Linked DNA regions of Mus musculus: all the other regions are linked to region 2. The links are chromatin loops, found by intact Hi-C in ENCODE. Cell type or tissue: left cerebral cortex. All regions are shown on one strand.

Evidence for each region. Peaks named below come from ENCODE experiments on the same cell type or tissue, not always from the same donor. Only the 100,000 strongest peaks of a DNase experiment are listed, where the experiment ranks them.
Region 1: a loop joins it to region 2, with 2.4 times the contacts of the local background. A loop is called at or near these places in 2 of 42 quality-filtered maps.
Region 3: it touches region 2 in a loop (2.4-fold over the local background); 2 of 42 quality-filtered maps call a loop at or near these places.

Annotation. Positions count from the first base shown.
Region 1 is chr10:52,685,431-52,693,430 of GRCm38, reverse strand. Slc35f1 (solute carrier family 35, member F1) reads right to left here and starts at 2,930. Exons shown (of 8, transcript NM_178675.4): 1 at 2,262-2,930. The coding sequence starts at 2,434. In left cerebral cortex, a CTCF peak has its summit at 3,020 (motif pointing right); DNase peaks (open chromatin) are centred at 2,110, 2,274 and 2,888; H3K4me3 peaks cover 2,556 bases; H3K27ac peaks cover 1,594 bases.
Region 2 is chr10:53,301,928-53,309,927 of GRCm38, reverse strand. All of the region lies in intron 5 of Cep85l (centrosomal protein 85-like), which reads left to right. Among named protein-coding and RNA genes, the nearest start is that of Gm19395, 26 kb to the right of the region's middle. In left cerebral cortex, a CTCF peak has its summit at 3,807 (motif pointing right); a DNase peak (open chromatin) is centred at 3,858.
Region 3 is chr10:52,413,989-52,421,988 of GRCm38, reverse strand. Nus1 (NUS1 dehydrodolichyl diphosphate synthase subunit) reads right to left here and starts at 4,442. Exons shown (of 5, transcript NM_030250.2): 1 at 3,821-4,442. The coding sequence starts at 4,247. In left cerebral cortex, a CTCF peak has its summit at 4,587 (motif pointing left); DNase peaks (open chromatin) are centred at 3,346, 3,540, 4,185, 4,534 and 1 more place; H3K4me3 peaks cover 2,880 bases; H3K27ac peaks cover 1,676 bases.

The sequences.
Region 1 (8,000 bases), 620 kb after region 2:
CATCATTCTACGATGGTTTAACAAGCTGAACAATATCTAAACACTGCCAACCCTCACCAATCACACTTGACCAATAGGAAGGAGCCTGGTCGATCTGGAGTTGCTACCAATATTATTGAAACAATACTGTCACAAAACCCAAATCTATTATGCAAACAAAATTATTCCATCACAATTTTTAAAGTGTTTTCAAAATTTTTAGTCCCTTTTTCAAAAGAATAATGTGCCCTTATCTCTTCAGGAATGAGGAAAGTTATTATAATATAAAGAATGATTCTGAAATGTTTGAAGAGTTTGAGAGACAAATAAGAATTTGCTTCACATTCCATATTTTTGAGATAAAAATGTCATTAACCAGACCTAAGTCTCAGTTTTTCTTCTGTACATAGAAAATAATGCCACTCAAGCCACAGAAGGCTCACATAAGGCTCAGTAAAATGCAATGTGCTACCCATGAAAGCCATGAGTTCACTTTCTTTACCTATGTGGCTCTTAAACTTGTCTTAGACAAAAAAAAAACAAAAAAACAAAAAACAAAAAAGCAAAAAACTGGGCTGAATAAAAGATATTTAAAACTTTCCGTTTTCCACAGTTTAGTTTTTCAGTTTTATCTAATTCTTAAAAGCATGATATGATAGAGAGTTCAGACAGGTGTCACTAAACACATTCCACAGATGAAGAGCCTAAGACCAGAGAAGATAAATGTCTCTGCTGCAAGCCCTGTGGCTAGGTAGAGGCAAAGGAGTGCCCAAGTCCCTTCAAACCTACCTCTGTCAGTTATTCATTCCTGGCAATAGGATTCATTATATATGCAGAATGACCTCAAAAATAACAAGTGAATGATAGCATTGGTGTTTTCTACTTTGATGAGAAAAATAATAATTTAATAGTTAAGACTGTATTCTGTTTAAAATATTGCGACTTTAAAATGGCAAGTATTCACAGAGTACACACACACTATCTTCCCTATTTCTTTTGCTTTTTATCATTTTAAAATCGTCTTTTTAAATGCGATATTTGGGGGTGTGTTAGCCAAAGCTACAAATGATAAGGTAAAAACTGGACTTTCTATTGCCAATTTATGTCTCACTGAAGAGTGAACTCTTGTTTGGTAGTAGAAATGCCTATAAATAAGTTATTGTTGATCATTAGATCGTAACAAGGAATTTTTGAATTGTATGCAACCATTCCCACCAAATAAAAATATTTTCAAGTTATTTCTTTACATATATTTGTACTCTCAGCAAAGCTTTATGACCCAAACAGTTTCAAGTGAGTGATCAGGGAATCACTGTTACCAGAAAACGGTACCACACAGAAACCTGTATGAATAATAAGATCGGAAGGGTTACCCTACAGAAACCCTGAAAACGACACACTCTCACAACTGGCTGTGTGGATTTTGTCTATCAGCTCGTCAATCATTTAAGTTAGTTAAGTAGCAAAACTCCCTTTCACATCAGAGCTGAATGAGGGTACTACAGGAAATTCTACTTTCTTGTCAATAGTACCCTCGTCCTAAAACATGTCTGTCCTTAATAACCCACTACGTAGATTCCAGCAGAGAGACCAGGGCAGTGTGAAGCAGAGTAACTAGGCACCTGATTCTCACACACCCTTCTAGCAAGATCTTGCACTTTGTTCAGGTCTGGCCCAGGCCTCTAGCCTCTTTTTCTTACTCCAAAAGCCATCAAGAGTCTGCACAGCGAGTGAAATGTCAGGCAGAAGTGTTTCCCCTTCTGTCTGGGGTTGGGGGTGGGGGTATCCTCACCTTATGCCCCTGGGGAGGGGAATCAGTGCCACCAGGGCGGAGCGAAAGACAGCGTGAGGTTGGCGACTTCCACGCCATCACCGCAGCCCGGGGCCTTCCCGCCTCCGCCCGGGCCATGTTGGGGTGGGGTGGGGGTGTCCCCAAAGCGCAAAGCTGGGATAAGAGTGCAAAGGGGAAGTGATACAACGTGAGGATGCGAGGCGTGAGCATGGACACACACAGGGCATCTGCAGGTAGAACAACCCCGCCTTTCTCCAACTCGCTCTCCGGACCTGCCTGCAGCCCGACCACTGGGGGATCCCAGCGTCAGGACAAAGCTGTCGCGGCCTCTCTGAGAGCGCAGGGAAAGAGAGCGAGCCCTGGCTCTCTCCCCTGGCTAGGACCCAGTGCCAAAGGACCTCGGGGACACGTCGGATGGGGAGAAAGGGGTCCGCGGGCTAGGCGCCTGCAGTGCCTGTCCCTGGTGTCCCCACTGGGAGCCTGTGCTCACCTGTTCAGCACTTTGCGGATCCTCTGGCGCATGCTAGCCCGGGAGGAGGCGGACAGGCTCACGCCGCCGCTGCCCTCAGCTGGCAGGTTCTCGATGGTGGTCACCACATGGTTCGGCGGGGCCGGTGGAGGTGGTGGCTGCAGTTGGGGCTGCGGAGGCTCGGGGGGAATCATCGCGGCGGAGGCGGAGGTGGATGGCTATCAGAACGCTGCCCCGCACATAGTGCGCGGGCTCCGGGCCCGGGAACAAGCAGAGGACCCGGCCAAGCGGCCCCGGCCCGGGGAGGCGGTGCCGCTTGCGAAGCGACGAAGCGGGAGACACCGGCGGGCTCCGGCCGCCTCCTCCCAGCCCAGTGCTCTCGGGTTGCTACCCAGTCCTGGCTGCACACCCTCTCTCCGGGCCGCTGCCACCTCCCGCCGGAGCTGCAACCAAGTCCTGGCACACCCCGCCAAGTGGCTGCAAAGGGGGTCGGCGGGGACCCGGAGCTGCCGGGTCCACTGCAAGGACCGTGCAGAGAGAGGAACGGGGCTGCCGGGTTTCGTCTTCTCTCCCAGTGCCTAGGGCTTGTCCTGGCTGTGGCAGTTGTGGTGGCGCCGCTTCAGCTGGCGCCGGGTTCGCTTAGAAAGCTGCCGTCTGTGTCTCACGGAGTGAGAAACCAAGAGTGAACCTGGAGCGCCGGGCGGGGGCGCCGCGCCGGCAGAGGGGGGTGGGGGTGGGATGAACGCTCTGCTCCCCGCCAGAGGGCGCTCCGGAGGTGCCTTGGTGTCCCCAACCCTCCTCCTGGCATCCAAAGAGGCCCCTGGTCTAGGATGCTGTGATTGGTGGTGGGTACTTTTGTCTTTTAAGTGCAGTAGTGGATACATCCTCCCTGTGAAATTGGGGAGGATTCCTCTTGCTTCTGCGGAGGCTCTGCAGAATCCAGCACCATGGGCCCGGGACAGAGGCACAACCCAGAGACAGTTTGTTGGTCCAGGCTACAAATTAAGCACCCTAAATATCACAACTATGCTCATCTAGAATGGACCTGGAGGAAAAAGGAAGTAAAACAGTTTCTCACTAAAAATGCATGCTGGGAATTGGGAAAAGCAAACTAAGTCATCCCAAAACAACTCCATTTAGGCAACAGAGCACTGTGGAAGGAAAGTGAAAATAACAGAGATCCTAGAAAGTTTTTTTTTTTTAAATTCTAGGACAAGGCTACTCCTGAGTTGCCCATGGCATTGTAAGAGTTAAATGAAGTAAATTACCCATCAAGAGGGCCTGATGGCTCCCTCAAGGTCCTCCAGCTGTCAAACAAATAACTTTGTTAGCTCCTGAAATCATAGCCCACTTTCTGCCCAATGGACCTTATCCCAGACATTCCTTATACCTATTGATCTGCATTTCAAATAGTTATTGACTCTGGAAATTTTTTCAGATGCCTCTTAATCTAGATTGCCTGGGCAAGGATCTTGCCACAAGAATGATATGCATTTAAGTTTTGCCCACTTCACTGCAGAATAGGGAATTGATCCTATTGAGTAAGTTTAACAGGTATATTTGTTCACACGAAAGCACATTGATACTGCCACTAAATCCAAATGCTCTAAAGACTAGCAAATGAAAACATCTGTTTAGGATGTTCAGAGAAAAATAACATTCAAAAGTAGACGATGTATTCTCAAAACAGGGAAAAGAGGGACAAAAGAGCAGTGGGTGGGACAAAAAGAAGCCAGTCCTTTGTATCATAATAGGGGTTCTTGTCATTAAAAAAATTGGATAGACAGAAATGTACAAAACTTCTCCTGTCTATATTTAAGTATCTGTCAAACCCAGTTTCTACCTGAACTGTCCCCAGGGCCCCTTTCTACAAAATTCTACCCAGCTTGGAACACTTTCCATTTTATAATTAGAACATCACCCCATGCCTTCTTTAGTGACTTTTCATTCTAGAATATTCACCCCAGATTTTCAGGACAGGTGAAAGAATTACTACAAACAAGAACAAGGCTTGTAACCTTGGGAATATTAAAATTCCAATAGATTGCAATGAGTTTGCCCTTGGGAAATGACCAAATATAGCAGACATGAGTAAAATTCACTTCAGCTGGACCTGGCAGCAAATCTCAGTAAGAATATCTCTATTAAAAGAGCATTCATTGTCATTTCAAGTGTCTCCCTTAAATGACTGGTTGCTTCAGTGCCCTCCTCCTCATGTTTGGCTAGATTCCTTTTGAGTGTTTTTGGCATATTGCTACTCAATCCTTTGACTGCACTTCTGAGCCTGCATGTATATGTATATATATATATATATGATCATTTTTCCAGAAGAACTGCAAAATCCAAATGTTCTAAATATCCAGTGAGTCAAGAAGGGAGAAAACACGGATGAGGAAATAGGATATGGGCTGGTACTGGCGAGTTTATGTCAACTCAACACGTGAGTTACCCTAGGGGAAGGACCTTCAAATAAGAAAATACCCTCATAACATTGGGCATACAAGCCTGTAGAGCATTTTCTTAATTAGTGGTTAATGTGGGAGGGCCTGACCCATTGTGGGTGTGTTACCTGTTGGCTGGTGGTCCTGCGATTTACAAGACAGCAAGCCGAGCAAGCCATGAAGATCAACTCAGTAAGCATGACCCCTACATGGCCTCTGTGTTAGCCCCTGCTTCCAGGCTCCTGCCCTGTTTAAGCCCCTACCTTGACTTCCTTCCATGATAGACAATAATGTGGAATTCTAAGCCAAATAAACTCTTTCCTCTGCTTTTGGTCATGGTGTTTCATCATAGCAATAGTAACCCTAACTAGTTCAAGGTATAAAATTCTAATCCTGCTGGTGAGAAAAGACCTTGGATTATCTCATATCATAGATGGGTGGAACCTCTTAGATTCTGTGTTCCACACTTAGCTCTTAAATAGCTAAGTGCTATGTAAAGGTAAAAACAGATGCCAAGGGTACAAATACCATAGCAGTAAGTCTGACATGGAATTAAAGTGAAAAGATACAGAAAACTTGTCTTCCTTCTTCCCTGATACACAACCACTGCTTTCTCTGTCTCAAATCAATTCTCCAAAACTTCTTAACAAATTGGGGTAGGGGTGAGAATAAAATTTAACTTAGTGGTGGCTTCCTGCATATCCAGTCTATAGCCCATTCAGGAATTTTTCCTCCTGTACATCATCTGAGCAGAGTTCTGAAGACCCTGTTGAATACCTGAAGGAAGCAGAAGTTGGCTATTAGCTCACCTACACTTTTGTATAGTGTTGATCACTTTAAAGTCTTTCAACTCATGGAAGGATATGCAGTTTGGCCTAAAATCCAAACCTTAAAGCCACTGGGCATTTTGACGAGTTTAGCATAGGGTAAACTTGTGCTTTACAATGACAATAATATCAGAGTCATGCCACCAAAGAACTTGAGACCAAATTACTGAGGAGTTGCCTAAATTGTGTTGCTACAAATATCACATAGCCCATATATCTCCCTTCCGTCATTTTCTTAATAACCTTTTTTTCTTATGTCTTATTGAATCTAACACACACTCTTCACACACACACACAAACATTATCCTTGTAAATGTCCTATTGCTATAAAGAGGTATTATAACCAAGGCAATTGATTTAGAAAAAAGCATTTAATTAGGGCTTGTTTAAGTTTCAGAGAGTTTTAACACATGGTCATAATGGCAGGAAGCATGACAGCAAACAGGAAGACACAGTACAAGAGAAATAGCTGCAGGCCGCAGGAAGAGATACACTGGGCCTAACTGGAGTTTTTGAAACTCAAAGCCCACCCCCTAGTGTCACATTTCCTCCAACAGGGCCACACCTCCTAATCCTTCCTAACAATGCCAGTTTCTGATGACTAATCATCCAAATACAAGCCTATGGATATCATTCTTATTCAAACCACCACATTCCATTCCCTGGCCCCCATTGGCTTGTAGCCACATCTTAGTGCAAAAATGCACTCAATCCAACTTCAAAAGATCCCATAGACTATCACAGTATCAACACTGTTTAAAAGTTCAAAGTCTCTCCTGAGACTCAAGGCTATCTCTTAACCATAAGCTCCAGTAAAGTCAAATTTAAAAAAGCAGACCACATACTTTCAACATACAATGGCATAGGATGTATATGACCAATATAAAGGGGGCTGGTGAGGGAGCACAGTGAGAACATACTGGACCAAAGCAAGACTGAAAAACAAGGTGGAAAACCTCCAAACTCTCCATGCATCTCCATGTCTAACGTCAAAGAATCTTCAGATCTCCACCTTCTTTCAGCTTTGTTGACTGTAAAACACTTCTCGATCTCTTTCTCTTGGACTGGCTACACTCCCTGTGAACAGCATTCCTTGGCAGGTATTCTACAAGTCTAGCATCTCCAACACAATCCAGTTGTCACCTCCACAGTTCAACACAATGACCTCTCTATACCTCTGTGGGGACATCCCTGACACATGCCTGGCCTCAGCAGCTTGTCCTAGCTGAACAGATTCCATAGCCTCTTTCTTGTATCTTTGACTCTAAAGCCAGAGCCACAGGACCAAAGATGCTAAGTTCTGCTTCCTAGGGCTGGAACTTGTCCCCCTGGTTCAATCACATCTGCATCAGCTTTCTATTGTTGGTGATTTCCTGCACTCCCTAAATTTTTCTTTAATTCCTTTTCACAAGTTGGAATCTTGGCTGGGTGAGGTCTTACCTTGAGCTCACTCCTCCCTCTATTCCCATTATCATCTGACTTTTCTTTAAAGTTTTTATCTCCTTAGACATTATACTTAGCTCCATTTTACTCCCTGGTGTTCCTTTTCTCCCCAAACTGTACTTTTTTTTATTTTTCCTTGCTCAACTTGCTCCTTTTCATTATAGATTTCTAATAAGAGTGGCCACAAATAACCACACAACACTGTAAATACTAGGCTGTCTTTAAATAGCCTCAGCCAAAACTCTTCAACTTAGCCTCAGGCAGATATTTTAGGACTAGAGCAAAAGCAGCCACACTCTTTGCCAAAATATCAAAATATTAAACTGTGCTTAATGCATTCAACTGCTTTCCTAATGCAAAGTCCATATTCTACCAACGGTATCAGACCTGTCACAGCAATACCCTAGTCCCTGGCACCAATTTCTATCTTGGTCACAGTTCTATTGTTGTAAAGAGACATCATGATCAAGGCAACTCTTATAAAAGAAAGAACTGAGACTTGCATACAGTTCAGAGTTTGAGTCCATTGTCATCAAAGTGGGGAGCATGGTAGCACGCAAGCAAACATGGTACTGGAGAAGTAGCTGTGAGTTACGTCTACATCCAGATCTGCAGGCAACAGGAGCAGAGTCACTGGGCCTGCTGTAGGCTTTTAAACCTCAAGGCCCGCCTCCAGTGACATTTCGTCCAACAAGGCCATACCTACTTCAATAAGTCCATACCTCCTAATCCTTAATAGTTGTGGATGAAGTCCAATTATGCAGGGTCAGATTATGCTTTAATAGATTTAAAATATCTATTTTTTTCAAGACAGGGTTTATCTATGTAGCCTGCCTCTGCCTCCTAAGTGTTGGGATTAAAGGTGTCTGCCACCACTGCCCGGCCAATATCTATGCATTCTATAAAGGGTACCATTTCTAAAAGTGTAGTAGGTGGCTGAGAGGTAGTGGCGTACTCCTTTAATCCCAGTCCTACCTCTAATTGGAAGACAGAGGCAAGCAGATCTCTATGAGTTTGGCCTGGTCATCAGAGTTAGTTTCAGGACAGCC
Region 2 (8,000 bases):
GTATATTTTATATCTGTTGTTTTGTATATGTTCATTTATTTTGTAATCTCTGGAAGGAAACAACTTGGTGATGGCGTGTTATCTTTTTCCTATATCCTTGAATTAGTTTCTAAGTGCTTTTTTTTTTTTTTGATAACTTTCAGATATAGGTTCATCATGGCACATGGGTTGGTGTTATGTTCTCATGTGACTTTGTGTCAGGCATGCTGGCTTTGTAGAAGTGGCTTGGTGGTGTTGCTTTCATTCTGTTCTGAGGACTAGCTTTCAGAGTACTAGCATTAGCTTTTCTTTAAAGGGTTGGTAGACTTCAGGGATGGTCTTGTCTGGTTCTGGGCTTTCCTTTTGTGGGAAACTGTTAATACTGCAGACTACTTTTTCTCTCATGGATATGTTTATATCTTTTAGTTTTAATTTTGAATTATGTGTTTGGGAGTTTATTTCTGGTAGATTTTCTTCGTCTATGAATTATCAGTTTCAAAGTATTTCCCAATGATTACCTGGACCTCAGTGGAATCTGGGAGCAGCTTCCTTTACTCTCCAGTTTTACTCATTTGGTTCTCTTGGTTATGATGAGTAGGGCCATCTCGCCTTAAGATGAAGTTTTAACTGCTGTCATTTGTTGGCTCTTTTTTCTTGGTAACTAGATATGCTTTATTCTTTTTATAATTATTTTCTCTCTGCTATTGGCATTAGAGGTTTTTTTTGTGTTGGAAATAATAGATTTGTTTTGACTTCTTCTTTACCCATTTATTCTTCAAATGACGTTTAACCTTCCCCATGTTCCTGTAGTTGAGATGGTTTTATTTTCCAGGCATGCACAATCTAGTCCAGCAGATTGAGCTTGCCCATGCTCCTCTTTACTCTGATTTATGCTGCTGCTGGGCTTTACTGGGCTGGCAGTGCCATCTTCAGTAGTTTTTCTTCTTTTCATACTAGCCTTTGCTCACCAGTTTTAGCTTTGTAGTGTCTGAGGTAGACCAGTTCTCCCACTCTCTAAAACCCTATTTGTAAACTCTGGGGTAGTTAATGCCACACATGGAAGGTGTCTCCCAAATGCATTGTAAGTCAGGAAGCAAACACAGCACTGTGATGTATATAGGCAGCCCTGACTGTGTACTTTCATAACCCACTCAGCATTAAATATTGCTTGCCACAAGGATTTGGCTATGGATGCCATTATAATCTTTTATACTTCAGTTTCTTGGTCTATGCCACTGAACTTTATGATTATGGATAGCTCTAGAGGTTGATGCACCCACTGACCTCAGATTCAGTACTGTAGACCTCAAGGTTCCAGGGTGCTGAGGTCACTGACTTGATGTTAAGGATAGGGCTACATTGCTCTATACCTGTTACTGCCTGACTCCCTTGCTACTTCCACTTTCAGACTTGTCCTTGTCTGGTCCTTTCTTCTTCATTGTTAACATAGCTGCCTCTAAGCTTGGGGCTCTCATATTGGCTTCTGTCTCCCTTAATTACAACTGTCTGTTCTTAGTTCACAAATCCCCAGAGTAGCTCATTTTAAATAACATTTTCTCTGTCAAAATGGCACCTGGACACCCCTCCAAGCCACATGTAATGACAAAATGGAACTTCTCCCCACTGCTGACCCATCCTGAAAAAAAAAATCATTCTCACTAAAACCCTCAAGTGGATTTGCAGTTTGCAGGAGGTGTGCACTGTCTTGTGACTGGGTCTACTCATCTTTTTCCATATTGGCTGCCTGGCTTACCCTCTGGATGAGGCTTCTCACTCATGTTGCCCTTCTGTTTCCCCCAATTCATGTCTGTCCTATTACTCAGTTTGTGACTTTCCAGCTATACTCTCTTTGTTTGGAATCGCCTTACCCTGACTCTTCTGAACTGTCTCACATGGAAGCAAGTTCTACTTTGCCACCATTGGATGCTGCATAAACCACACTCCAGAGACTTTCCAGTTGACAAAATAATGAACTCTAAAAATCTGGTAGCCCCAAGATTAAGAACACTTGATACTCTTGCAGAAGACCAGGTTCAGTTCCAAATACCCACTTGGTAGTTCACAAGTGTCTGAAATACAAGTTTCAGGGGATCTGATGCTCTCTTCTGGTTTCTGTGAGCACTGTATGCATGTGGAACACTTACATACATGGAAACAAAACACTCATATATAAAAAATACACTGATGATCACTCTAATCGTTATTTTGTTTTGTAAATCCCCTTTCTTTCATTTCTTTATTTTTTTACTATGAAGTTTCCTTAATTTTACGGAATATTTTATAAATGAGTTTCACCTTTATAGGCGAGCCTGTTTAACATTCAGTATCCCAAGCACAGTGTTAAACTCTCGAGGTCCAAAAACGATAGCTTCAGAATTCATGGTTCTTAAAATAGAACATGTCTATCTACTCCTTCCTGATATAATTTTTGTTTTCAACTGAAATTAGTTACACCACTTTCCCCTCTCCCTTTCCCCTCCATCCCCTTAGTATCCTTATGCAAAGCCTTTCCATATTCTCCATTCTAAAATCGATAATGTCTATTGCTTTGACAGTATTTATTATATGAATACATATGTATTTGTATACACACACACACACACATATATATATATACATATATATATGTATATACATATATGTATATATATGTATATATAATAAAACCTGGGGAGTCTGTTTAGTTTCAAGGCTTACCACTCTTCATTAGACATCCAATAGGGTACTCATCTCTGTGAGAGGCTAATTATCCTTCTCCCAGCAGGTAGTAGTTGCCCTGTAGTTCTTGTCTAGGGATGGAAACCCATGAAAACTTTCTCCTTCCGTGTTAACAAGCCCATTGGTGTTGCCATCGTTTGGATGTTGTTAACACAGCCGTTTCTAGGAGAGATTGTTTCACTGCAGATTTCCTGATATCTTCGCTGTTAAAATTTTTCTGCCTCCTTCTTCTGCAATGTTCCCTGAGCTACACATGTAGGAACTGTAATGCAAATGTATCCACCAGGGATAAGCGCCACATGATCTGTGCAAAGGACTATGACCAAGGAATAGAATTATGAATAAGCCTAGCTTGCCTGTATAATCCAGTGGAAAGACAGACATAGGGTTTGTGCTGTCTTAAACTTATATGGCCACTTTCTTCAATTATTTCTCTCTCTTTAAGAGGATTTTTTTCCTCCTTAAAACTCATTTGCATCTTTTTCTATATACATTTAGTAACTGCCTTTTTTTTTTTTCAAAAGAAAAATCTGTTGATCTTTTTATTGAGATTAAAAAGTGACAAATGAACATTTTTGGGAGATAATGTGGTTTTGATTGTGGAATTATTTTTGTTATTTTATTCGTAGATGTCAAAATTCATTTTAAGCAAATTTTTTCTTCATGTGTTATTTGTAAAAAATTAAACCAATTAGACATTGAAATCAGAAAATACTAAAAACCAAGTAGCTCTAAGACTTATACAAGGTACAGACATTAACATAGTGATCTAGCTTCCTTTTTTAAACTTTGATTCCACGTAGATCATAATATTTTATTACCGTGTAATCTACTTTGGTTTCAATTGCAAAGCAGCAGGTCCCTGTGGGATAATCCTGAGATTGATAGTATAGCAATATGAATATATTGTGCTAAATAACTAGTGTAATTTGCTTTGAAAACAGTATTTTTAGTAGAACCATTCAACATTTCATTATAACTTCATTCTGAATAAATGTTGTTCTGGTATTATACAATCATTTCACTAATTGTATTAACAAAAGCATGGCTTTGTTTTGTTTTGCTTTATTCTGTTTTGTTTTAAGGTATCTGAACAGTGTTTGAGGCCAGTAGATGGCTCTCTAAGCGAGCTTATTACAGATTTCTTTTGTGCTTTTCCCTTGTCCTGTATGATCTAGACTCATGCCCCCAGGTCAGATGATCCGGATTCTCTATCACTTTCCTCTCCTACGTTCTTTGTTGTTGTTGTTATGGTTTAGTTTCTGTTTGAGTATTACTAATTACTTATTTAATGAACTTCTTTACTAATATATTAAAGAACTCCAAGTTTCTTTTATATGTGAGTTCTGATCCTGTTCCATTTCACTGAGTTTATGAAGTTTCCTGGGCATGGAGGAGCTCTATGGGATCTAGAGTTATGTTCCTTCTTTCATATCTGGCATTAGTCATTTCTGTCACCTTTAATTGCTTTCTCCTGGCCTACCTTAAGAATTACTGATTTGAATTTTCTCTATCTTATTTTTAATTTCATTGATTTTTTTTTTTTTTGCTCTACTTTTCCTTTTTTACTTTGGATTTAACTTTCTCTAATTTTTCTAGTTCACTATAATTGGAGATTTAGTTGATTAATTTTACATCTTTCTTATTTATATTCTTGGTATAAATTTCCTTGAGCACCACTTTATCACACAGTTTATTTATTTCACAAATTCTCAGTTATACTTTAGCTGAGACTTTTTATATTTCCCTCTAGAGTTCCTCTTTAAGTCATATATTATTTATTACTGCTTTATTTTGGGATGTCTCAAGTGTGTGTGTGTGTCTGATTTCTAGTGTAACTTACCTGTGTTCAGATAGCATGTATTTTCATGAGTTTTCAGCTTTTGGGATGTGATTTATGAACCAGAATGTTGATTTCCTGGTAACTGTTTCAAAGGAACTTGAGAAGTGTGTGGTGCAGGAATGAGTAATTTATGTATGTCAGTCATCTGGCTGTTTGATGCGAGCAACTGTGTCTTCATTGCCATTCTGCCTTCTGTGGCTTGCCATCCCTGACGAGCCTGAAAGCCTCCAGTGACTATAGTGGATTTATACTGACTATAGTATTTCTTCTTGCCATTCTGTCACCATCCCTCACTCCACCCCAGGTATTTTGGTACACTTTTATGCTAAAGACTGTTTTGTATTATTAGATAAGGGCTTCTCATATAAGACACATTGATGCATTCTGGCAATCTTTGCCTTTAAGTTGGTGCATTTAAATCAAGGATGTTTATAGTGATTGTGGGTCTGATTGATTTAATAAGTTATCATGTGTGTAAATATTTTCTATCGTGTTACTCTGTTTTGTTGTAACACAGTTTTTCTCTTCTGTCATTTTAATTAAACATTTTATATGAATATTTTCATCTTATTTTAATAGTTTTTTTTAATGTTTGCCCTAGACCCTGCATACACATTTGTAACTGATCTTAAGTCCAGTTTCAATAGCCCTGATAATAAGAGTGTTATATATGTTATTTAGTAAATAATGACAGCTATATTCCCGGGCCTTGCTTTAGCACTCTTGTTCTTTTGTCTCTTTGTCTAGTTAGCCTTACTTGATGAAGCCTAGAGTCATCTGAGAGGAAAGTCTTGATTGAGTTGCCTAGCTCAGATTGCTTTGTGGCCATGCCTGTGCAGTGTTGTCTTGCTTATTAAAGTAGAATATTATGAACTGCACCATCCCTAGGTAGATGGTCTCGAACTATGAATGAAATCTAGCTAAGCATGACCCTTATACTGAGCCAGAGAGACTGCCAGCAAGCAGTTTCCTGCCTCAGTTTCCTGTCTTGGGTTCCTGCCTTGATTTCCCTTAATGATGGATTCTGACCTGGAAGCATTAGGCAAACACTTTTCAATTTGCTTTTGGTTAGAGTGGCTTATCTAGCAACAAAGTGAAACTAGGACCCTTCTTTGCTTTCCTGCCACCAAAACTAGGTACAAGCCTAAACGTAGAGAATATATAGATTTATAAAACCAAAAAAAAATCAATTTATTTACCTAAAACTATTTCTGTGTTGTTATTTTTTAGAAATTGAGATTCAACTCAGTATTGGGGGTTCTATTGTAATGTCCCCAAATATTTTCAGTTTTCCTTTTTATTTCTGTCTTGTAACCTATCACACTCTGTGTGTTCTGTCTTTGCTTTAATATTTGTTCCAGGATATTCTTCTTTGTTCTTGGAAGATGTCTTAGGGTTTTTATTGCTGTGCTAAAACACCATGGCCCAAAGTACTTTAAGAGGAAAGAGTCAGGGCAGGAACTCAAGACAGGAACCTTGAGACAAGAACTGAAGCAGAAGCCTTGAAGTAGGCTCCTGGGTTGCTCAGTTTGCTTGCTTGCTTTCTTCCTTCCTTCCTTCCTTCCTTCCTTCCTTCCTTCCTTCCTTCCTTCCTTCCTTCCTTCCTTCCTTCCTTCCTTTCTTTCTTTCTTTCTTTCTTTCTTTCTTTCTTTCTTTCTTTCTTTCTTTCTTTCTTTCTTTCTTTCTTTCTTTCAAATTATTTATTTACATTCCAGTCATTGACCGCCATCCCTGGGTCTCATCTCCTACCAATTTGTGGATATTAGCCAAAAAGTATAGAATACCTAGGATATAGCCGATAGACTGTAAGAAATGTAACAAGTAGAAAGGCCCACGTGAAGATGCTTCAGTCCCACTTAGAAGGGGGAAGGAGGCAGAGGGAAAGAGGGATCTGGATGGAAGCAGGGAAAAGGGGAACAGGATCAGATATGGGGGAGCAGGAGAGAAGCCCAGAGGGCCAAGAGAATGAATGGTGATAAGCAGCCTGGGGTTGGGGGTGAGGTGGATGGTGGCAGGAAGGGGGATCCTCTAAAGAGTACCAGAGACCCAGGAAGTAAGACACTCTCAGGACTCATTAGAGGTGACCTTAGCCAAAATGCCCAAGCTGGGGAGAGGGAACTCAAAGAGTCAGTTTGCTTTCTTACTTTCCCCCATGACCACCTACCTGCACATGAATGCCAATACCCACAGTAAGCTAGACCCCTTCAGTCAATCATTAATCAAGACAATCCCTGCAGGCTTGTCTATGGGTTAGTTTTATGGAGTTATTTTCTCAATTAAGATGCCCTATTCCCAAAAATATGTAGGTCTGTGTAAAGTTCACACACACACATACACACACACACACACACACACACACACACACACACACACACACAAACCAAAACAAACAAAAAAAATCAACACAGCAGAATTCACCTATTTTTAAAGAAATGTCTCAAAAGCCACTACCCCAGTAAAGCACAGTTATTCATTTTCCAAATGTCTCTTCATTTCCCTCTTGCTCAGTGCTTCCTCTGTACTTGATGTGGCCTTTATTTATCCACCTTGTTATATTGGTTCCTGTGCTTTAGTTGTCTAAGGCTTCTCCTTTAAAATTTGAATTCATAAAGGCTAATGCCAGAGTATGCAACATTGAAATATTCCTGCTCACAATTTGAATGGATGCCTGTCTTTTAGCCAAACCATAATGCCTTAAGACCTTGTTCAAAGTCACTTCTATATACTACCTTTCCCTAGCTACCATCTAGCAACAATCTTAGGATTTAGTCTTAATTGTGTTTTCTGAACCCTTTTCTGTAACTGTATTAGCTTTAAAATCTTCACCTACCAGAATATGCTTTGTAAATATATGTTGAATTAATAGCAGATTCTTTGTTAATTTAATACTCTACTTGATTCATCTGAAAGAATGCATATATTTTTCTGTCCATCCCTTCCAGATGTTAACACCAAGAGGTTCACCTTTTGCTATAGAAGAGTTTGCATCAAACCTTTTAAAATGAAAGAAACCGTATTGACCTTTTTTTTTTTCATTCTATGATTATGTTTTGAGCTCTAGTATGGTGCCAGGCATGATTTTAGACAAGTGTATAATCATTACCCTACTATGGACAAAAACCCTGACTTTATGAATCTTAGTTATTGAGCCAGTCTATTAAGGCTTATTGAGTTTAAGTAGTTGAAATGATTACTTATGAAGAAAATATTCATGCATTTTTTTTTGGAGACAGAGTCTTAACTACATAACTTGATAGATTTGATCTCCTACCCCTCTTTCTTTTGTTTTCAATATTGGAATTATAAGAATTTACCACCACACCCCACTTTTCCTTTGTGTTTAATTACCTCCTTAATAGTTTCACTTCTAGATGATGAAGGTGTGTAATACATTATTTCCGTTTTTGAGTATGCTTTTAAGCCAAATAGTAGCTGCCTTTTATTAAATTTTTGCTGTGTG
Region 3 (8,000 bases), 890 kb after region 2:
GATTATTCTTACATAAGGCAAGTGGCACAGTACCTTTTGTTCTACGTTCAGGTCAAACTCCAGAGTGCAGAAGCACCACATAAGTAGCTTGATAAAAATAGCAAAGCCTGGGTTGGAATACCTTAATTCAGCTGATCAGTAAGTGTGATGAGTCAGTGGTGCCATGAACGTTCAAGGACTCTTTCTCAAACTCCCCTAAACAGACCTACTGTAATCGTAGTACCAACCCAACTGGGCAATAAGGGGTACCCAACCCGACTATTTGGAGCACTGTGTACTTCAAGTGAACACAAAAAAGCAGAAGAGCCCCAAGGCTGTATCATCAAATACATTTAAGAAACACTTTTTTTTAAACACAATTCCTATCATAATCATTTTCTAAATCATAAACACACAGATAAAATAGTCAATTCTCCTTATAAGAACCGTGAGCTCAAAATTTCCTGACCAATCTTCTAAGAAAACTTTAACTTTCAATGAATAAATACAGCAGAAGTTAGCATAATCAAAACGGTTGGCAAGTATAATGAAGAAGTACATAGGCTTAACTGAATCGCTCAGGGCTACAGTGCCAAAGGCCCAGAGTTCAATCCCCAGAGTGACCACCAAAACATAAGACACTCCAGGTGAAGAACTCACTTCAGAATAAATAAATAAACAAACAACTAAAAACCAGACCCATGCCTGTAATCCCAGCAGCAGAGAAGCTGAGGCAGGAGAACCTTAAGTTGGAGGCCAGCCTACCAAGACAAAAGCAAACAAACTTGGTCATTGGTTCACAGGAAGAGACAAATGAAAGTAAATGTCAATGGGTATTTTAGTCTAAGAATTAAAAGCAACCTATAGCCCATCATAATCAGAATGAATGGTATTTAAATACAGATGTGAGGTTGATGAGATGTAGGCTAGGGGGAAATTAAATCATAGGCTTGTCTCCACAGTGGCTGCTATCAACACCCTTCAGCTCTACCTTGAGGCATAAGCCATTTTCCCCCTGAGAAGTAAAATCTACTGCCTTCATTCCAGACAGACAGTGTGACTGCTTGCTTAAACTAGGTCCTAAGGCCTTGCAGATTTGGTCTGATTCTCAGAACTTTTGATCTGAAGGCAAGTGGATCATTTTGAAGTCTCTATTATATAAAAAAGCCTATAGTAGCCTTATGAAGACAGGTGACCATCTCTTCCACTCCAGCCACTATGAATCAGGCATAAAATGGATGACACATGGCAACCTTTATGTCTCTGCCAATTGACTGACTGCAATCTATGTATGTAAGTGACTGCAAGGAAAATTGCCCAATTGTACTGAGTCAACACGTAATTATTTTAAAACACTGAACTTTGGGATAGATTTCTACAACATATGAGCAAAACAGCTGCCTGGGCATTCATCTTACATTGTTTTCCAACATTCTGCTACAGAAGCCTACCTGTTATACTCACTGTTCCCAATGACCAATTCAACACGTTAAGGAAAATCTAATGGGAAAGCCACCAAAGAGGTGGCATTTCCAATTCACATATAGGGAGGGACAAGGGAGTGTTTGAGCTCCTAATCCTATGTACCTTTGGGAGTTCCAATGCAAAGGTCACTTTCCCTTCTTCCTAGAGCCACCGGGGGACAACAGCACTTCAAGGGGATTTCCCCGTTTCTCTCCCTGGTCTTTCGTACTCATTTGTCACGACTTACATATGGGTCTGCATTGATATATAGTAGCTATCCCTCCTTGAAAGTTTTCTCGTTTATGTACATGTCAATACACAAAAACTTTTCTAAATATCTATAGCAAAACAATCTTAAATAGAGGCATACTAGAGGAAACAGAAGAACGTTTAAACACCTTTACCTATTCCAAGGTCTCTCTGTACTTTCAAACCTGAGCTTTCCCTTCCGGCTATCACCTCCTCTCCCCTCCCCTATCTTTTCCCCATTGTGTGTCTAAAACTATAAATTGTCCAGCACACTTATATTAGATGTATTCGTTATGTTCTGTTCTCATTGACTCCTGCATGCTTTCTCATGCTTAGAAAGCTATGCTATTTCATATACACCCAACTTGGGCTTGCTGAAAGAAAGAACCAGTCAAAAGCCAGGATATGTAAAGATCTCTTATTCAAACTATGAAATTATGGCCTTTAAAACAAAGTGCTTCTACAGAAGCACACAGAATCCTTGAAGTCTATTCAGTTAAAAAAAAAAAATGCCCCTTAAATCCCCATTTAGTTCTAGGTCAAAACTTGGCTTAAGTTGGCTTCTTTTCCTTGCTAATAATTTTCCCTCAAAGAGCATATGACACAGGACTTGAATCACACCAGAAATTGAGTAACAGGAACTGCAGGAACAAGGAAGTGTGGATGTATTGTGAACTCCTGCTTGGAAGCAGTCTTGTCAAACAACTCAGCTCTAGCTTTCCTTCCTACTGGATGTACGTCAATCCACGTTACTTAATGCCTTTGATTTCCTTTTTTATTGTCTTATTATATCCCACACTACTGACTGCACTGGGTCAGGCAAGGGCCATGTCGCCTCCTAGACTTCTACTGGTTTCATGAGTCCTTCGGGAAACTCTGTATTGTCAGTCTCTGAATATATTGCACTTTACCCTATAGGGCAAATTATCACTTCAGATGACAGACTCCTGGGGAGTCATCCTCCTTGCTAGCTGTAAAAGAGAATAAAGTAGTCAGAGGTTACTATTACCCCAACCAAACCCCAAACTCAAATACATAGCTGACAAAGATTTAAAGGCAAAACTCAAAATTGCTTCTCCGGAGCATGCAGGCAGTTTACCGGAGAAGAAAGCCGTCATTTTTCTTTCCTGCATACCAATCCTCCTGACTCACCCTACTCAGCCCATCTCTAGCTTTAAGGAAACACCAAGGCACTTAGACTTGACGGAAATGCAAGGCTGACATTTAGAGCCTCCTCTTTATCTCGCTCCTGGTCTTCAATCCCCTACTAACATTTCATCTCCTCTACCCCAACTCTCAAGTTCCTCCTTTCAGAATCTCCTTTCTAGTAGAAACACTCCCCAAATGTCATCCATCACCTCTGTGAGTGTGTCCCTTTCTCCCCTCCAGCCTGAGACGAAGGCAAAATTCCAAGAAATATATTTGCCATTATAACTAACGCTTTAGGCTTGTCATGCAGTAAGTGTTGAGTTCTGTCCTTAACAAACCCGTGGTGAAATCCACTGCCTTGATTACTTGAAGGAACACAAGTGTATCTAGTACTGTACTGGCCTCTAAGGTGAAATGGCAACACGTGATTTCAGGCCTTTTTCCAGGCCTATCAAAACTCTCACACACTTTTCAGAAACCCCATTCAAATGCCACCTAACTCCAAGAGAGCTCATTTGGAAATCCTACAATGCAGCTCACGTATAAAGCCGCCACTGCTTGGTCGCCCTTAAGATGAGTTCATTGAACCCCCTTGAAGAGACACTTTGAAGAGCGCACAGACTGGTTAACTCCCCGTTACTTTTATGACCTTGGGCAAATCAGTTAATGTTCTGAACGTCAGCTCCCTCTTTCGTGAAACAAAGCCAGAGAAAACCACCTCCCTTAACGGACTACATTAAATATCTTTTACATGTTACAAACACTAACCAAATCTAAAGACTTTGTCAACGTCAACGTTCAATAAGACTGATCTCCCTTCCTCGAAAGCACCAGCACAGTGTAAGGGCCAAGGGCTACCGAAACTCGCAGGGCCTGGAGAGGGCGGCGGCCTCGCAGGACGACCGGGAACAAACTAGCTAGAAACGTAGTCCTCAGACTCGGAAGTGCCTCGGTCACCCCACCTCCCACCCGGCCTCACCTTGGTGGTCGTAGACGCTAATGTAGGAGATCCCCACGGCCATACACCACACCACGAGGCTGGCGATGTCTGAGAAGCTGGGCTCCTGCACTTCCTCCGTGACCAACAGGCCCATGTGCACCGGCAGCTTCTGCAGGGACCGGACGTCCGCGCGCCAGCGCAGCCGAGGATGGGTGGCGGCCGGTCCCGGTCCCGGTCCCGGTCCCCCGTGCGGGTGCCGGTGATGACGCCGGTTCCTGCCGACGGCCCGGGGCTTGCGGAGCGTGAAGCCGAGCGGCGCTAGGACCGCGGCGGAGGCGGCGCGACAGCAGCGCCGCCAGATCCAGTTCCAGGTGCCGAAGCGAACGCGGAGCCAGGAGGTGAGCGTGAGGTGCAGGCAGAGCAGCGCGTGCAGCACCCGCCACACCAGCTCGTACAGCCCCGTCATACTCCTGTGGCGCTCGGGCACCGTCACCTCCCTCCGGCCCACACCCGCGGCGCGACAGGGTCTTATCCGCCCCAGCGGCCGGCGCGGGCCATCGCTCCGCGTCCCCCCACCCCCCGCGCCCGAGCCCCTCGCCACTGCCAACACCTCACCTAGCCCCCGCCGCCATCTTCCTCCGCCCTCCGCAGCCCCGCCCCCGTTAGTACATGGAGAGTTCTGATTGGCTGCCGGGGAACTCCGACGCGACCGGGAGTCGTGGCTGGAGCCGCCACCGCACTGCTAAAGAGAGCGTGCGCTTGAGAATGAGGCTGGCTCCGGGCCGCTGGCGCCCCCTGGGGATGAGGAGGGCGACGCGCCAACGCCTCTAGCCTTTCTCCTATGGAATGATTGGGCTGTTCCTCAGACTGAGGGGAGGATCTGCAGCTTGAGATTTGTTGCCTATCTCCCCCTCACGGCCATGACAGAAACGATTCCCAAGGAGTTAAAAGCAATCTAAATGAACTGGAAGTTACACAGAGAGAATCCACCACCGCATCAGCAAGTGTAGATGCTGGAAATCGACCACGGTCCCCAAACAGAAGTGTTCTTGTCCCCAAAGGCTCAAGTGTTCTTGGAGAGGTCTCATCACAGTTCTTTGTCCAATCTTCCGACGAGAATAGAACGTCCCAGAATGGGAATGAAGTCCTACAGCATAGGACCTGGAAACAGACTGTTAGGGTCTGACACTGTTAGGGTCCCTAACAAATCAAGCTCTGCCACCTGTCCTTCATAGACCAATGACACAATAGAAGGTAAATACAGAAAAGCGAAACTGATTCAATGTGGCCACTCTGAGAAGAGAATCAGTGCCCAGATACAGTTGGATCTGTGTAATACAGACATATTTTTTACTGTATAGCCCCTTTTCCCATTAGGAAATGTCTACAGGCCTTAATGTTTTGGCCATTGTCACCTGTTTTAATTGGTCTCATTTCTGTAAGAATTGCTTTGCTTTAGTTTAAAACGTGAGTCTCATGTCCATCTGCAAGTTTTGTTGCCTTTGGCAGGAAATGCCTGTGGAGGAATTTTAATTGGGCAACATGGCTCCTCTCAATAACCGTAGCCAAAGATATGATCTGGCCATGATCCACACTGGATTACAGTATGATCTGGCTGGAATACACACACTCCCTTAGCACATACCTGTAATCCCTGACAATGAAGATAAGGCTAGTTTGTTGAAGGAAGCATCCATGTTTGAAATTGATGTTTAATTGAAGGGCAAAGTTATGAATCAGGAAAAAAATTGAGTGAGAGATAGGATACGTCCAACTCACAGAAAAACAGACAGGAAACAGATGCTAGTTATGGGAGGGAGGAGAGAGAGAGAGAGAGAGAGAGAGAGAGAGAGAGAGAGAGAGGTGGAGTGGGGAGGTGGGTAGTATATGTGTATGGCAGTTTTACAAAAACAGTTTTACTGAGATAGGTTACAGAGGGAACAAACTAGATACAAGTGAAGACAGAATGAGTCAGAGAATGAGAGTCAGAACATATTAGAACATATTGCCAAAGTTAGTATGAAGCCAGTCAGAGCAATTCAGTAAGAAGCCAGATTGAATCAGTCAGCTCAGAAGATTAGATTGTATGGAGGCTAGAAGGTTCCAGGCATAGATCTAGGGATATTTAGAACAGAGAAGGAAACACTCTGGGTTCATTCCAAGCCATGTATCCATATAACCTGGGTACAGCTCTCATCTCATCCCTTCCTCTGAGGAAATAAAAGAGACATTTACAAGTGTCAGCTAAGGCTGAGGCACGCCCTACACACTTCTCTCCCTCTTGGTCTGATAGCCATAGCTCTTCTGAGAGTAGATAAAGTAGTGGAAGAGGGGGAAGACCATGAACAACAGCAAAATGCAGTCTTCTGCACTGGCTGCAGCTTAATGTTCTACAGCCCAGATGATGTCCTAGGGAAGCTGCTAGACACTCACTGAGACCTAGCTGACTGTCCCAGAGGCACCAAACCTGACCATCCCAGCTGCCACCCTATCATGTTTCTTTGATGTGCTTAGCTCTTTGCTCTCATGCTCCCTACTCTGGCAAGATTAAAGCCATTAGTCTCATGGATCCTTTACCTCTAGGCAGCCGATTTCCTTCTAAAATAGCTGAAGCAGGTAGGCGATTCTCTTATACTAAGGATGTTCAGCTTCCTAATGGGATAGAGCAGTGGAGGACCACTATGCTGCTTTTGTGGCTCTCAGTAGACTAGGGACAGAATTGTCTTATGCAGGACAGTTCTCTGTGTCACTTTGGACTGACATAGTTCTCCTGCTTCCCTAGAGTTCTCAGAAATAACTGTAAATGTGTTTAGAATGTAACATCTTAGGACACTGAAGTACTAGCCTCAACAACTGGGTCTTTATTCTAATACTCCGGTAGAAATGATGTTCTTCAGCACCTAGCAAGCAGTCCAGATTATAAAGTTCTGCACAGGCCACTTTCTGTGGTGCCTCATCTACAGTGGAAATGAGATATTTGAAAAAGAGATTCGAGAGCTGGAGAGATGGCTCAGTGGTTAAGAGCACTGACTGTTCTTCTAAAGGTCCTGAGTTCAAACCCCACAATCACATGGTAGCTCACAACCATCTATAATGAGATCAGATGTCCTCTTCTGGTGTGTCTGAAAACAGCTACAGTATGCTTATATATAATAAATAAATACATGTTTTTTTTAAAAAGAAAAGAAAAAATTAATTAAAATAAGATATTTTTTAAAAAGAAAGAAAAGAAAAGAAAAGAAAGGAAAAGAAAAGAAAAGAAAAGAAAAGAAAAGAAAAGAAAAGAAAAGAAAAGAGAAAATTCCATTCTCTCTGGACAGATTTTTTGGAGTCCTAGACTTCTGTTGTCTCCTTCTGCCTACCTATAATAAGTGCACCTTGTCTAATTAGATGTGTGGGTACAGTTTTGCCTCATTAGATTGGGGCAATAGTAAAAGCGCATCCAAGATACAGTGGCACAGCACGGCAAAACACTGTGAATCTTCATCTGGCAGTGTTTCCCAAACTCTGGCCCGTCTCTGCCCTCGGAGAATGTCTCTCACGCTCAGCTGCTATTCTGAACTACCATTCCTCCGAAGAATAGGGAACAAATTACCCATGAAAGGAGTTACAGACACAAAGTTTGGAGCTAAGACAAAAGGATGGACTATCCAGAGACTACCCCACCCATGGATCCATCCCATAATCAGCCACCAAACCCAGACACTATTGCATATGTTAGCAAGATTTTGCTGAAGAGACCCTGATATAGCTGTCTCTTGTGAGGCTATGCCAGTGCAGAAGTGGATGCTCACAGTCATATATAGAACGGAACACAGGGCCCCCAATGGAGGAGCTAGAGAAAGTTCCCAAGGAGCTAAAGGGGTCTGCAACCCCATAGGTGGAACAACAATATGAACTAACCAGTACCCCCAGAGCTTGTGTCTCTAGCTGCATATGTAGCAGAAGATAGCCTAGTCGGCCATCATTGGGAAGAGAGGCTCCTTGGTCTTGCAAACTTTATATGCTCCAGTACAGGGGAACTCCAGGGCCAAGAAGTGGGAGTGGGTGAGTAGAGGAGCAGGGCAGGGGGAAGGTATAGGGAACTTTCAGGATAGCATTTGAAATGTAAATAAGGAAAATATCTAATAAAATAAAATAAAATAAAAACAACTCATATTTGCAAGAAACAATTGTGGAATATGTAAAATGTCATTGTCCCTGGGCCTAAAAAAGAAAA